2 separate regions of the Homo sapiens genome follow, and region 1 is linked to region 2. Evidence: chromatin loops called from intact Hi-C (ENCODE). Cell type or tissue: IMR-90. All regions are shown on one strand. Links, peaks and the distances in the headings refer to the core of each region. The heading gives the core; the rest is flanking DNA. Region 1 overlaps LOC124903082 (a long non-coding RNA gene). Region 2 has its middle 230 kb from the start of TBX3.

Region 1 (5,382 bases), core at 51-5,050, 430 kb after region 2:
GGCATTAAATATGATATGTATGTAAATTACATAGTGTATTTGATAGGAATAAATAAGGCAGAGTGAAGTGGAGGGGGAGGTATTAGGGAGGTTATGATTTTAAATAAGATGGCCAGAATAGGCCTCCCCGAGGTGACATTTGAACAACAATTGGGGGTAAGGGAGTATTCCATGATGCCATCTCGGGAAGGAGTTTCAGGCAGAGGAGGCAGTGAGTGCAAAGGTCCTGAGGTGGCAATCATGCCTGGTATGTTTGAGGAGCATTATGGGAAGTCTGTGCCTCTGGAGGAGAGTGAGGAAAAGAACTGTGCAGGAGATGAAATCAGATACCCCCCAGCAGGTGGAGGGTAGGTGGCCAGGTAGAGCCTGTGGGTCACTGTAAGCAATTTGGGTTTTCCCCTCCTTAGTCTAATGAAAAAGAATATTTCACCAAAGCACTTTAGGAGCCCCTCTTTGCACATGTATTGAGGTGTTAAAAACAGAAAAAGGCTACAACAACTTTTCTTTGGGGGAAGAAAAGCTAAAATCATTACGCAGATAAAGTGCATAGAAAGTCCCAGTTGTGGTGCTGGCATGTGTACACACACATATACACGTGTATGCGTGCCTGCTCTCTCTCTCACACACACACGCACACACACACTGTCCTCCCCGAGAAGTAGGGGTGATATAAATAGAGACATGGCGACGGCGAAGGTGGCAGCCTGGAGCCTTGGGCTGAGGTCGGATGAAGCCGCGGCACTAACGCTAATGAATTCTGATGATTTGGAGCGGTCATTAAACTAATAAGCCCATCTCCAAATTAGCACAGCGGTTGCAGCCAGGGAACATTTAATCAGGCCACCTTCATTATTTTAGACACGGCACACTTGGCGAAAGTGGCTGTAGGAGACGAGACTGGGGACCCTCATCTGATAATTTTATCACTTGCCTGCCAGAGCGTGAAGGAATCAGCGTGATGAAGTTGCCCTGTTGGTTTCTTTCCCTGCCAGAAGGGAATGCCAGGGAAAAGCAAGCCTTCGTCTCCTCTATAATTACATGATCCCCATCTTTTTAAAAAATGTCTTGTGATACATTCATGATTTCCAATTTTGAATGTATTCTTAGAGTTTTGCTAGTTGGTGTCTACCTTCTAAAGAGCTTCTGTGCTTCAATTCCTCCCATTCTCTCTCCACCTCCCTCTCCTACCAAAAATTGATCCAACCCCTGGCCCAGCAACCCCACCCTTGCAAACCTCAGCTCAGACAAGGCCATGCATGAGGAAGGAGGGTGGTGGGTGCCCATGGAGATTTTCAATTCCTCTCTTGAAATTTCTAGCCACACTCTCTTTTACATATGCCCCAGCATTCCCTGAAATGCCACCTTTTCTGGGCCAGTTTGTAATCTCTGTGGCCTGATCAAAGATGAGGGTGACCAACTCACCTTGGGTTTCCTGGGACTTTTAGCACTGAAAGTCCCATGTCCTAGGAATTCCTTAGTCCCTGGCAAACTGGGACTGCTGGTCCCCGTGTCAGAGATTCAGCATCATTTCCTTCTCATAGTGGGCTTCAGTTTTTTGAGTGTAGTTTGGGTTTATGTGGTTGTTATTAATAAAGGATGAAATGCTGTTTCCCATAAGCAGCTCTCCCTCTCTCTCTCTTTCTCTCTCTCTCTTCCCCTATATTTCTTCTCTCTGATTCTGTCTCAATTTCTTCTTCTCATTAGGAAGATTAGATGAGTTAACGCTCCATGCATGGGAAAGTTCTGTAAAGATAATTGCATCCAACCCCTTCATTTTAAAAACAACTCAAAATCGACATCACAGAGTGCATGGGGCGGGGCTTTCCCAGCCGGGAGGAGCTGCATGTGGAAACTGAGGCTTAGAGAGTTAAATACTGCACTCAGGATGCCGCAGGCTCGTCCTCGGTGGTCCCTTGCTTCATCCCCAGGCCTGCCTGACTCCAAACACTGCCCTGGTAGGCACTGTCTTCTATGGCCTTAGGGAGCCACTTAACTTCAGTTTCTCCATAATACAAAAAGATAAATAATCCCTGCATTTTCTTCCTCACAGGAAGATTTAGGGTGGAATGAACAAACATACTATAGACGTTCTCTCCAGGAAAAGCAAGTGGTGAACAGTCTAATCACCATTGTGTTTACCCAGGTCCTTTCCCTGGGGTATTCACTTTTCTCTGCCTTAGATAGAAATAGAAAGAGTGTGTGTGTGTTTTGTGTGTGTGTGTGTGTGTGTGTGTGTTTATTAGCTACTGCTGAACAATTTCTCCATAGTTCTCAGAGAAAGTGGCCCTCTGTAGGCATAAGAGGGATAGAACATTGATCCTACAAAAGCATGCAAAGCTAACAGCTGTTCTTACCTTTACAAACACTTCTTTCAGGCCTGGGGAGGCCTCCTGGTTGGAGGATCAGGGAATTAGGCCATGAAGCTGCAGAAACAGGGCAGAAGAAGAATTAAGTAAATAAACATGCCATTTGAAGGTGATTAAGTGGTTGACAGGAACCTCATCGTGGGTGGGTTAGTTAATCAATATTTACTGAATCCTTACATTAGAGGCCATCTTGAGTCTTTAGAAGATGTCGTTCTTGCTGCAGAGGTAATGGAAAAGATCTTTAGAAAGCCAAGACTCCAGTCCCGGCATTTGGCAATCTATACCCTTTCTGACATGATAATGCCCACGATCATTTATTGAGCATTTACTAGGACCCATGATGTACATTATTGAATGTGCATTATTGGTAAATATATATAATAGTAAATATACATAATATATTTTATTTTAAAATATACATTATGAAGTGTATGTTATTTTTATTGGATTCTCACTGTAATCTCTATGAGAAAACTGAGACTCAGAGAAGCTAAGTGACTTACCTGCTGGAATGCAGGCTTCTGCGTACACTTCTCAACTTCCACGGATTCTGCCTCCCTTCGCCTGAGTATCATTCCAGATAGGCTAGAGCAGAACTCTGGGATTCTTATTATGTGCACAGATCACCCGAGGCCCCTTATTAAAATGCAGCTCCTAGATCTGGGTGCAGTGGCCCATGCCTGTAATCCCAGCACTTTGGGAGGCTGAGGTGGGTGGATCGTTTGAGGTCAGGAGTTCAAGATCAGACAGGCCAATATGGTGAAATCCTGTCTCTACCAAAAAATACAAAAATTGGCTGGGCATGGTGGTGCATCCCTGTAGTCCCAGCTACTCAGGAGGCTGAGGCATGAGAATCGCTTGAACCCAAGAGGCGGAGGCTGCAGTGATCTGAGATCTCACCACTGCACTCCAGCCTGGGTGACAGAGTGAGACTCTGTCTCAAAAAAACAAAAACAAAAACAAAAAAACAAAAAAACAAAAAAAATGCAGTCCCTGATTCAGCAGGTCTGAAAGAAGGGTCCAAGATTCTGAATTTCTAACAAACCCCCAGATGAGGCTGATGCAGCCAGTCTGCAGGTCACTCTTTGAGTGTCAAGGGGCTAGGATTTGTGGCAGTAACAAACATCCCCCAAATCTTGATGGATTGAAATAACAAGGGCTCATTTCTTGTGCATGCTGCATGTTCATCACAGGCTGGCTGAGGGCTCTGCTCCATGCCATCCTCCCTTTAAGAATAAGGATAATGGAGGAACTATCATTTGGAATACTGCCATTCTCAAGAGCAGAGGAAAAAAGATCTCTGGTGGATCTCTCACTGGCATTAAATGCCCATCAAGAAGTTCACAACTCATTGGCTAGATTTAATCACATGACCCTAACTAACTGCAAGGAGAGCTGAGATTGTCTATTACATTTGGGAAAGATGAAGAGCCAGAAATATTTGATAAGCATCAGTAAAACCATCACAGCCTCCTACAAATAAATCCAACAAGTGTTTACCAAGCACTGATTAAACAACCAACACTATGGGTGATATTCAAAAAACTCTTCGCTCCCTTTCTTGTGAACCCTGGCTACTTCAACAATAAAAAGGAAAAAATCTGAATGACAGTTCGAATTACATGCACACAAAAGGCACATCAAAAGTTTTGCAACTTTAAAATATGCAGTGACTACAAAGGATCTTTTTGACTTATGCAAAATTTGAATTGCACAAGACTTTCCAAAATAAAAACTCTTGCATAAGCTGGGAGTGACTGTGTTTTAAATGGAGATCACTCTGTACGCACATTTTTGCATACTGTCTTTTTTTCTTATCATTTCTATATCTTGGATTTTATAGATGACATCATTTTCTCAGGCTGTAATATTCTATGACGTATTTAACCAGTCTTTTTTGTTGAATATTCAGGTTCTAATTTTTTTGGCCATTATATTTTTTTCTTCTTTAAGAACACAGTACATCATTAACTCTAGTCACTCGGTTGTAAAGCTGATCTTCTGAATTTATTCCTGTTATCTAATTGAAATTTTGTGTCTTTTGGCAAACATCTCCCCAACAACCACACCCCCTCCACTAGCCCCTGAAAACCAGCATTCTACTTTCTGTTTATATGGGTTAAATGTTTTTAGATTCCACATATAAATGAGAGATCATGCAATATTTGTCGTTCTGTGGCTGGCTTATTTCACTTAGCATAATGTCCTCCAGTTTCTTGCACATTGCCACAAATGACAGGATTTTTAAAATAAAGCTGAATATTATTCCACAGTGTATATCTACCACATTTTCTTCATCTATATGTTGCTCTGTTAGTGGGCATAGGTTGCTTCCATAACTTGGCTGTTGTGACTAATGCTGCCACGAACATGGGAGATGGGAGTTCAGTGATCTCTTTGACACGCTGATTTCACTTCCTTTGGATGTATAACCAGTAGTGAGATTTCTGGATCATATGGTGGCTCTATTTTTTTTTTTTTTCGAGACGGAGTTTTGCTCTTGTTGCCCAGGCTGGAGTGCAATGGCGTGATCTCAGCTTGCAACCTCCACCTCCTGGGTTCAAGCGATTCTCCTGCCTCAGCCTCCCAAGTAGCTGGGATTACAGGCATGCGCTACCATGCCCGGCTAATTTTGTATTTTTAGTAGAGACGGGGATTCACCATGTTGGTCAGGCTGGTCTTGAACTCCCGACCTCAGGTGATATGTCCACCTCGGCCTCCCAAAGTGCTGGGATTACAGGCGTGAGCCGCCACGCCCAGCCTCTATTTTTAATTTTTTGAGGAACCTCCATACTGTTTTCCATAAAGGTCATACCAACTCTGCTATTATTTGCAACAATGAATTAGCTGATGGCAAAATATTTCTGCATATTTATTTCTTTAGAAAAAAACACTAAAAGTAGAATCATCCAGTTAAGAAAAATGAATGCTTTTAAGAGTTTTGCTATGCAGTGTCAAAATGCTACCCTAGAGCTTATACCAATTCAGATTCCCATCAGCATTCTATGAATGTCCA
Region 2 (5,382 bases), core at 122-5,121:
GTCCTGAAGGATATTTTCCATCCTTTTAATGACCCCTCAACATTTTTTTTTCTTGTTTCTCACACTATTTTGTCATCACCAAGCCACCCCCTTACTACCTTCAAACCTGGAGCATCTTTGTATGTAATGGTGAATTAATGAACAATCCTGTCTCACCCATACAATGATAGGTGACTTCAAGAGCTGATTCGACATTCCTGACAATTTTAGAGACAACCTTTGAGGTCACTGAGGACTTGCATAGGAAGGGTTTTCCCTGGGGAACCTGGATGGGGGCCAGAGTCAGGGATCTCAGAGTTCTGGGTCCCAGGAACACTATCCATGGCTTCTAGGCCAGACTCATCAGAGTGCTGTGTTCTGAAAGGAGCTGGTTCAATCCTTTCAAAGGGCAATATCCCCAGCCCTAAGTAGTTCTTAAAACACCAAACAACATTAGCTCCCACAAATGAGGGAGGCTTAAACCTAAATCTGATTACAGCCGAGAGTGGCAAGGCGGCCAAGGTGCTATAAAGAAATTACGTTATTATGTCCAAGGGATGCCATTAAAACTCTGTTTACAAACCAAATGTGCCAGAGAGTGGGTCAGGGAAAGAATTATTAGCAACAAAGCTATTTGATCTCTTTTATGATCCAGTGAGTCATATCGCTCCATGATCTAGAAGGTGAATAATGAAAACCTCAAGCCTGTTGATTTATAAACAGGCCCAGAATTCTGTGTTCTTTAACCTCAGATGCCCTCTTAAGTGTGACTTACCCTAAATCAAATGGGACATCAGATACCACTGGGCTTCTCCCTCCTCCTGAGAGGTAATTGAAGAGGTGATTGGCGTACAGGGTGCATAAAATCCCTGTTCAAGATGATGGATAGCTTCGGGGGATGGGTCACCAGCCAGGACTTAGAGACACGGCTTTGTTTCTACATGCCTTGTATCTGCAGGGCTTGAGGCTCCGAAGCTGCTTTTGTTCAAGCTCCCGGATTCTCAGCTAACCAAGGAAAGGGAGGCTCGGGGGTCGATGTTAACACTTTGTCCTAATAGCCACGATTTTGCTCCCCTTTTCTCCCTCTGAGGAGGTTGTAAGGAGCAGGATCAATCTAGGTTTACATCGGAACTCCACCACTATGGAAAGCAACCTCAGGACAGTTGCTTCAGGCCTCTGAACCTCAGTTTCCACATCTGCAAAATGACACAGTCATGGTTGGAGCCCTTACTCTGTGCCCAGCACTAGGCTAAGGTGCTTTATATGTGGCACATGCCAGATTATTATTATTTTTTATTTTTAAAAATTTATTTATAAGACGAGGTCTTGCTACGTTGCCCAGGCAGGTCACGAACCCCTGTGTTCAAACAATCCTCTTGCCTAGGCCTCCCAAGGTGTTGGGATTACAAGTATGAGCCACCGAGCCTGGCTCCCAGATTATTTAAATCCTCACAATGATCAGACTAATCATTTATCTCCATCCTGCCATCTAACAGACACTCCTCTAAGAATTTTCTATCTATTTGTTTATTTCATCCTAACGGTAACTCTGTGAGGCAGTGCTGAGATCAGGGTCCTCCAGGAGCCGACCCTGAGACAGGATTTGAGTCTAAGTGGAGAATTTGAGAGGAGATCTCAAGAAGCATGTGCAAGGAAGTGGAGAGGTAAGATGGGAAAGGAAAGAAGTTCATCAAGTCTCAGCCCTCACCCCATGTCACCAGCATCCCTACTGTGGGCAACTCGGATGTGGTCCCTGTGGGAATCTGTAGGAAGGATGCACCCCAGGGCTGTCTCACCAAATGGCAAGGAAGTTGGGGTGATCAGGCCCCAACTCCAGTCAATCACAGTGCAGGGCTCCTCCAGGAGTCAATTTCTAGCAGGTCCCACATGCAGGCCAAATAAATCCCTCAGGCAAAGAATCGTAGGTACTCACGGTTACAGTCAGAAGCCATTGAATCGGCCTGCATGGGCATGGTGTAGGGAGAGTATGGGCCTAGCCCCATAACATCCACTACAGATCCACACTGAGGGGGACAAAACTGAGCCACGGAGATTTGAAGTGTCTTCCCTCAAATTTCCCAGCTGGCAAGTAGGAGGAGAGGGCCAGGTTCCATATCTACTGGTCATCTCACTTCAGGGTCCATAATGGAAGCTTGTGGGTGATGCTTCATAACCCTCCACAGAAGGTATTAATATTCTATTTTACACATGAAGAATCTGAAGTTCAGGGGTGCAAATTGACTTTGTCCTGTAGCAAATGAACAACTGAGCCAGGGCTGAAACTTCTGTGGATTTCAAAGTCAGGGACAGCCTCAGGACGCTGTAATCCGCTTGCCTGCAGAGAAATCCCCTAGTTTCTCCTGAATCAGACAAGTTCTCCAGTGTCTCAAACCAGATGTTCTGGCTACAAGGACAGGCAGAAGGTTGATGCTGTCTCACTTCCTGAAGGCCAACATCATGGCTGAAGGCGAGGAAAGGTCATCTGTAAGTGCTTGGCTTGTGTGTCCATCCTGCAGTGAGGCTATCTCCAAGGGGGCTGACTCATGGCTCTAGTGCCATCCAACAGTTTCCAGTTCCTAGATGCTGCCTGACTCAGCTCTTTATTTGTTCCATCTTTTGTTGTTACCGGGTCCCATCCTCTATGTTATTTGGGCATGCCAAAAATTATGCACCTTTGAATCAGAGTTGGCATAAAAGGCTGTAATTATGTGTACTAAAATGAATTCTTTGAGGCCTTCAAGCAGAAACCCTTCCTCCTTCTTCTTCCCCTCGTACTCCTCTTCAAGGAGTGATACAAAGACTTAGAAAGTCCCACTGGGCTCACAAGCACCCTGGCAGGGAGGGCAGAGAGCGGCGTTAAGAAACCACATGGTGCCATTAGATGCTCTTGACGTGCTGTGGTTTTCTGGTTCACTCTGCTAGACGGTGCCCAGGGCTGTTCCCGGAGCCGTCTGTCATTGTACTTACAACTCACATCACACCCCGAGTCAGCCTGTTACCCCGCAGAGCCAACAGCCTGGCTGTTTTCATGCAAAGCCAGCAAAAACAGACTGCCTGGCGGAGCTGGAAAACACAGACTCCGCAGCCTCCTTCTTTCTTGCAGCAAAAATAAATGATAACAGCATTGAGGATGACCGGAGCCTGATGATGACAAGAAACAAACAAACAAAAAAGGTATCTTCTAAGCCCTAGACTGGGGGATTGGGCCTAGTTTGGGCACACATTTGCTTGGTAACCTTGGGCAACTACTTTCCTCTAACAGGGTCTCATCTCTTTGCTCATCCGTACAATGGAAATGCTGAGCTGGAAATGAACCTAAAGTTTCGTTTCAACATTTGAGTATTGTATTAGTTTCCTGGGCTGCTGACACAAAATACCACACAAACTAGGTGGCTTAAAACAACCGAAATTTATTATCTCAGAATTCTGGGGGCTGAAGTCTGGAATGAAGGTGTCAGGAGGGCCATGCTTCCTTCAATACTCTGAATAAGCTCCTTTCTTGCTTTTTTCAGCTTCTGTGGGCGCTGTCAATCCTTGAAGTTCCTTGGCTTGCAGCTGCATTTGTCCATCTCACATGATGCTCTCCCCTGCGTCTGTGTCCTCATATGTGTGCCTAAATTTGCGTCTGGGTCTAAATTTCTCTCCTTTGATAAAGACACCAGTCATATTGCAGGAGTGCCTACCATACCATAGTACGAGCTCATCTTAACTTGATTACTCAATCTGCAATGGCCTTTTTTTTTTTTTTTTTTCCAAATAAGGTCACATTTACAGGTACTAGGGGTTTAAGACTTCAACATACCTTTTTAGAGTTGACACAATTCAACCCATAACAGGCATTACTGAGTGCTTTTCTAGTGACCAGGTTTACGAGGTTTTATTTTGCGATTTGAGATAGGAGATATTGATGGCTTCCCCTCAATGGAGGAGAAATTGGGGATACAAGGGCAAGAACCATGTTAACTGCAGCCAGGGCTGACATTAAGTTGGGATGCATTGGTACAGCTTTATGGGTAGTTAAAACATAAGAAGACTTACCACTGTCCCACTATTCCACACTCTAAGAGAAGCATATAATTAGTCTCCCAGCCCCCAATCCCATGTATTCCTTTATGTGATTACATAAGTAATGCCTGTCATCCCCATTAGATCAGGAGCTCTGTATTGTTCAGATGCCTACATTTGGTTGTGGTTCAGAGTAGTTGCTTGTTGTAGGCATCCTCTAAGATGGCTCTCAATGACCTTGCCTTCTGGTGTCCAGGCCCTTGTATAAATCCTACCCCCCAACCCCCAATGCCACTGAAGAAGTCTGGCCTGTATAACCAATAAGACATTGCAAAAATAATGTTGTGCAACTTCTGAGGCTGGATCACAAAAGACATTGCAATGCCCACCTTGCTCTCTCTTGGGTCACTTGCTCAGGGGAAACCAGCTGCCATGTGGTGAGGATTCTCTAGCAGCCCCATGGAGAAGTCCATGAAGTGAACAACTGAGGTCTCCAGCCAACAGCCATGGGAGTGAGCTGTCTTGGCAGTAGATCCTCCAGCCCCAGTCAAACTTTCAGATGAGACCATAGACCTAGGTGACGTTTGTAACTGCAGCCTTATGAGCAGCCCTGAAACACAACCACCCAGCTAAGCCACTCCTGAATTGGTGACCCACAAAAATGAGTTTATAAATGCTTGGTTTTGTTTTAAGCCACTAAGTTTTGAGGTAACTTGTCATGGGGCCACAGATCATGAATACTATGCTCAGTGTAAATTTCTTGAATGAATAAGGAAACTGATGCATAAATCAATGAATGAATAAAAGAACTGTTTTTCAGGCTAATTATAGTTAGCTAGAAATTAGCTCCATCCACCATGGACTAAGTGGGTGACTTCAGGCAAATATAATCTTGCTGCCCTGGGTCTCAGTTTCTTCATCTGTAAAATGGGATGATAACAGCAGTAGCCACCTCAGAGAGCTGCTGTAAAGATTCAGGAAGAAAAGACAGGCAAAGACACTTAGCATAGTGCTTGGCAGGGATCATACTGGATTATTTAACACTCAGCACAACCCATGCATAAGCAGTCAGAATGGTCACCACCTGGCTTGATATCAGCCCTGGGGTGGGGCACATGATAAACTCTCCAGAATTGGTAGCTGTCATCATAATCATTGCCACCAGGCTAAAGGCTAATAACCTTAGTGCCTGCAGCAAGGAGCTCTCAACTTAGTGTGGGAAAGAGACAAGCAAGCAAACATTTACACTAGTGTGATGAAGGGCATAGGAATGTGCAAAATGATGATCCATTCTGCTACGGGAGGAAAATGCCCATATAATCACAGAGGGCAGAGGTCCAGAGGTCTCTGGCCTGAGCCTCAATTCCAGCTCTCAGACGCTTTTGAGAGTTAACGTTT

What was found. A loop is a pair of places that touch in the nucleus more often than their neighbours do. Peaks named below come from ENCODE experiments on the same cell type or tissue, not always from the same donor. Only the 100,000 strongest peaks of a DNase experiment are listed, where the experiment ranks them.
Region 1: it touches region 2 in a loop (2.4-fold over the local background); 2 of 110 quality-filtered maps call a loop at or near these places.

Annotation. Positions count from the first base shown.
Region 1 is chr12:115,347,649-115,353,030 of GRCh38, forward strand. It overlaps LOC124903082 (a long non-coding RNA gene), which reads right to left. Exons shown (of 11, transcript XR_007063592.1): 2 at 2,355-2,423. Among named protein-coding and RNA genes, the nearest start is that of LINC02463, 540 kb to the right of the region's middle. In IMR-90, for the core only: a CTCF peak has its summit at 2,267; no DNase peak of the experiment used is centred there.
Region 2 is chr12:114,913,820-114,919,201 of GRCh38, forward strand. No RefSeq gene overlaps it. Among named protein-coding and RNA genes, the nearest start is that of TBX3, 230 kb to the left of the region's middle. In IMR-90, for the core only: no CTCF peak of the experiment used is centred there; DNase peaks (open chromatin) are centred at 652 and 2,432.